Regions from separate parts of the Homo sapiens genome. Here region 2 is linked to region 1. A link is a loop called in an ENCODE intact Hi-C map of the cell type or tissue named here. Cell type or tissue: PC-9. All regions are shown on one strand. Region 1 has its middle 41 kb from the start of KIAA0040. Region 2 overlaps COP1 (COP1 E3 ubiquitin ligase).

Evidence for each region. Peaks named below come from ENCODE experiments on the same cell type or tissue, not always from the same donor. Only the 100,000 strongest peaks of a DNase experiment are listed, where the experiment ranks them.
Region 2: it touches region 1 in a loop (13-fold over the local background); 50 of 110 quality-filtered maps call a loop at or near these places.

The regions. Positions count from the first base shown.
Region 1 is chr1:175,150,946-175,153,445 of GRCh38, forward strand. No RefSeq gene overlaps it. Among named protein-coding and RNA genes, the nearest start is that of KIAA0040, 41 kb to the right of the region's middle. RefSeq lists a silencer at 1,108-1,402. In PC-9, CTCF peaks have their summits at 1,273 (motif pointing right) and 1,472; no DNase peak of the experiment used is centred here; H3K27me3 peaks cover 169 bases.
Region 2 is chr1:176,072,238-176,074,737 of GRCh38, forward strand. All of the region lies in intron 11 of COP1 (COP1 E3 ubiquitin ligase), which reads right to left. Among named protein-coding and RNA genes, the nearest start is that of MIR1843, 110 kb to the left of the region's middle. In PC-9, CTCF peaks have their summits at 1,493 (motif pointing left) and 1,692; a DNase peak (open chromatin) is centred at 1,464.

The sequences.
Region 1 (2,500 bases):
CTTGGCAGCAAGGAAGAGAAAGTGTGGAGTGTGGCATGTCTGAGGGGGGCAAAGTGGTTTCTTACTGGGGTGAGGAGAGCTTGGTGGGGAGCCAGGCTGGTGAGATGAGTGGGGATTCTTCCTTTGCCAGGCCAGTACTGAGGTTCTCAGCGCTCACTACCTGTCGGCGGCGGCAGGGGGCCTCCATGGGTACAGAAGCTCCACTCCCCTCAACGGGCTCTGCTCCAGTGGGTATCAGGTGAGTTCTGTGCACCTGAGCTTCCTAAAGTGCCCCCAAGGATTCCAACATAGACCACGCTTGAGAGCCACTGCTCAGATGAAAGCATGTGGAAAGTGGGGAACACACAGGTTTTTAAACCTGAGAGTGACAAGGTCAGATGTATATTTCGGAAATATCAGTCTGGTGATAGGATAGACAACAGGGCTGGGGGTGTTGAGGGAAGTTTTGGAGGAAGGATAGGGACTCACAGGCAAGTTGAGTGCTATTGTGATAGTTCAGGCAAGCGGTCATAACTTCCTTGGCCTGTGGCAGAAATGGTGGAGAAGGGGAGGAGGGTCTAGATTAGTGAGATATCCAGGAAGAAGGAATGGTGGGCTTTGAGGAGGATGGGTGGTACAGGCAAGAGATGGGTCGTTTCATGTCAGAGCTTAGAGCTGGTTGTTCCTGACAGTGGCTTCCTCTGGGAATAGGGTCCCAGAGTTTATGTTTGTCAAATGAGATCAAAAGCTCTGCGTTTAAAATTTGAATTCTCAGGGATTTAAAGATGATTAAAGCCAGGAAATGCTGAAGGAGCTGAGGAGAAAGATAGAAAATGCCTCCAGAAATTGTGATTGAGGAAGGAAAAAGGCCAGGTGTGGTGTGTGAGGAGATGTGGACAGGGGACATGCAGATGAAGGGATGGCATGGCAGAAGGAAAAACAAGTATAACAGCGAGAAACTCTTGGTGAAATTTAGCCAGTTGATGGAAAAGGCCCTCCACTAATCCCAGCTACGCCGGAGGCTGAGGCAGGAGAATGCTTGAACCCAGGAGGCAGAGGTTGCAGTGAGCCGAGATTGAGCCATTGCACTCCAGCCTGGGCAACAAGAGCGAAGCTCCGTCTCAAAAAAAAAAAAAAAAAAAAAGAAATTCCAAGTCATTACCTCAAGCGCTTCGCTAGGGTGGTGGAGGGGATCAGGAGGGAGTTCATGTCAATACGGAGCTGATCAATACGGTTGGGACCGCAGCTTAGTGCAAGAGGTTTGCTATATTCAGCCTGGCCAGGAGATGGCAGTGTTGTCCTGTCGGGAGCCTCTCATTTCAGCGCCACTTCTCTCTTCTATAAAGGGGAGTTCTGGGGGCTAGGTCCCCACTTTTCTCTTTTCCTGGGTGATGCTATCTGGAGAGTCAGTCGGTGAGGCCCAGCTTAACATTGGGCCTGCACTTGGTGGTTTCTTAGGCAGCGTTCTTGCTGGACAAATGCGCAAAAAATAACTGGGAACAACCTTGAGGAGATTGCTTGGTGAGATTGGACTCTATCCCCAGACCCGGCGCACTGGGCTGCTGGGGAGGAAAGGCGGATAGAGGTTGTCAGCCTGATGAAAGGTGAAGGGGGGCACCCCTGGGAGAGATTTCAGGCAGCTCCTAATTTGCAAATGAATTCACTTCTCCAATTCCTTCTGTCAGTTGGCTGTTTCTGTGGGTGAAATTATTTGAGTTCCAATTATAATGTTATATAAAGAAGGTAGGTTCTCAGGTTAGCCCATAAAACTCTGTTTACTCTACAATATAGATGAGTTGCAGTGTATGTATAATGAAAAATAGGAAACAACAGTATTGCGGTACTGTAATTTAAATAAAAGAAAGAAACAAAATGGAATGGAAACAGTTCTTTATTTTGGTAAGTGAAGAAAATTAGGTTGAATTAGAGAAGGAGAAGGAGGCAGATGAGGCTTGCTGTGGGACATATAAAGGAGGCATTTGGGCACTTTAAAGGCTTATGGGAAGACCCTTGATTGTGTTCTGTAAGTTTCCAACTCAAGGGAGGGGCGTCTACAAGTTCAACAGTCTTTGAGGAGCCAAGATCAGATTGGCCTGGATCTCGATGCCTGGTGTGCAGAAGGAACACTGGGGTAGGAGTCTGAAGACTTGGGTTTCTATTCCAGTTTTGGGTAAACTGGCTTACCTTCTCTGGGCCTCATTTTCTTCATTTATAAAGTGAGAATCAAGTGAAATAATGAAAGTGGTTTTTATGTACGAAGGCACTCTGGAATGGTAAAATAGTGGGCTTGGATCTTCAGTCTTCATATTTTCATTTAAAACTTTTTCTTTTTTTCTTTTTTTTCTTTTGATAGAGATGTCTCTTTAGCAGCTCTAAAACATATTTGCTATGAATAGCCACCAACAGGATTATTATGGGTTGCAAATGGAAGAAAGAGAAAGGGAAGAGTAAAAGAGAAAGGGAAGAGTAAAAGAGAAAGGTTCATAAAGGTTAGTGAGAATCTGTATACACTGCAGAAACA
Region 2 (2,500 bases), 920 kb after region 1:
AAATATGTGGACATATATGGACAAATGCTAGAGTCCTACTTACTCTGGATCCTCTCCCAGCAGGTAAAACAAATTTTCATTCATTCATGCATTCATTTAACAAATATTTACAGACATAGGAATATGCAAGAAATAAGACAGGTAAGGCCCCTGCCTAGATGAATCTCTCAGCCTAAAACACAGCTTTAAAAATAACTGCTTTAAAAGACTGATCCCAGGCAAAATTTGGGAAGGAAATCCCTCCCTCTGCACTCCCATTCATCTCATTTCTCAACCAACCCCAGATGGTCAATAACGCTTAAGACAATAATGGAAATACCTTCTGACAAAAAGGGAAAGTACATTGGCAGTCTTAAAAATCATATCCATTCCTTAGAAAACAAGTCAATAATTATCTAGAGATGTCTTTTTAAGTATAAATTTAAAGCTCACAAGCACTCTACAATAAGGAACATATTAAAAGTTACCCTCAATCTGGATCCACATTTGCTGCAATTATAAATTGAAACTTAGCAAAAATGATCCTTGTAACTATCATAGAAACATAAAGTTTAATTTGAATAGTTTCAAACTATGGTAAAGTGACATCTAAGGTGCAGAATTATACGTCAAAAATTAGTATAAAAAATATTCATTATTTTGACCTCCTTATAGGAATAGGGATACACAGTGTCAGAACCTCAAAAGAATTAATTCCTCTTTTTCTTCTGGGTGTCTCAAAGGAAAAGTGTTTTCTGAAACTTTACAAAGTTTCAATAAATCCTTAAGTGAATAGAAGAGCACTAGAATTCAGGTACGCCTGTATCCAAATCTCAGTTCTGTCTATTATTGGCATTAGGTTTATCTTGGACAAGTTACAAAATTTCTATCTCAGTTTTTTTCATCTGTAAAATGAGGTTAATAGCAATATCTTGCTACCCAGGGTTGATACAAGGATTAAATGAATTAGGGAATTGATGTAAAATATTTATGATGTTGTCTAAAAATGAGTAGGTAACACACTCCACATTACCAGTACAGAGACTATTCTAGCATCAATGAATGCCACCATAGATAACTATTTTCTTCTTAGGAATTTACTAATGCTTGATACAACTCCATTCCAACAGTTTGAACAAACATAAGTAAAAATATTGAAAAACTCTCTAGAGGTAGAATGTTTAACAATTTTTACCATAACAATCTAGTTGTACAAAATTCAAACTCGGAATTCAAAAGACAACCATCACTACTAAGTATATTAAGTTTAAACTATACAGTTTCAAACTATTTCTCTCTGGTGGACACTGAACACCTAATAGAATAAAAAATGCAAAATATGCTATTATTGCTGTGTGTAAAAAGAATGCAATTAACTGTCTTCTTTCCTGTTCCTTGCCATTGCTAACCTAGGACCATCTTCTACTTATGAGAGTGAACTTCACTGTATGTCACCAATTCCGTACCTTGTCTATTGTTTAATAGTCGAGATACTGTCAAAGTAAACAAATGCTGCCACCTTGTGGACTGAAGGGTATGGTCTTAACTCCAAATAAGCAAAGGAAGAAAAATACGTTTCTGGTTCGGCCTTTTCTCTCAGATTATCACTGCAGTAAGTGACCAACATTATGTCATGCAATTTTACAGTAAGAATAATTATCTCTTCTACAAAGTAACAAAATAATGCACCAAATTCAACATTATCTGCCTTCTCAAATACTTGTTTAGGCCTCTTTGTTTGAGACAGAGTCTCATTCTGTTGCCCAGTGCAGTGATCTCAGCTCACTGCAACCTCTGCCCCTTAGGTTCAAGCTATTCTCCTGTCTCAGCATCCCAAGTAGCTGGGATTACAGGCATACGCCACCATGCCTGGCTAATTTTTGTATTTTTAGTAGAGATGGAGATTCACCATGCTGGCCAGGCTGGTCTGGAACTCCTGGCCTCAAGTGATCTGCCTGCCTCGGCCCCGCAAAGTGCTGGGATTACAGGTGTGAGCCACCTCACCTGGCCTCTTTATTCCTCTTTCTGAAAGAAATTAATTAAATTTCCTTTTTTGGGAGGAATTAGAAGGCGTTGAAGTAAATTTATTATCAATGATGTGTTTGAATATAAGAAAGTAAGAAAAGCAAAAAATCAACAGAGCTGTGAGAGTTTTTCACACCTTCATTTCTTTGGCCATATCATCCTTTCTTGCTAGTCTTCATCTCTCATGCCTAAGAAACTTTAAAATTGGAATTTTTTCTTTAAAAAACATTAATTTGGTGTAATTAATAGAAAAAAAACGAATGTAGCATGCAAGACGGCCCAACCAGAGGTATCTTAAAAATTTCTTATATTAGTCTAAATGTTTTAATCTAACCACAATTTGTAAGTATTTCCAAACTAAGATCTTGTTTAGGTCTTCCTAAGAATGTATTTCTGCCTCAGAATGCACAATGTTTTCACATAAATGTCAGTATGATTAGGGTTTATTAGCAATTGTAAAAAATTCAACACTACATTAAATCAAGCTTTAAAAAAG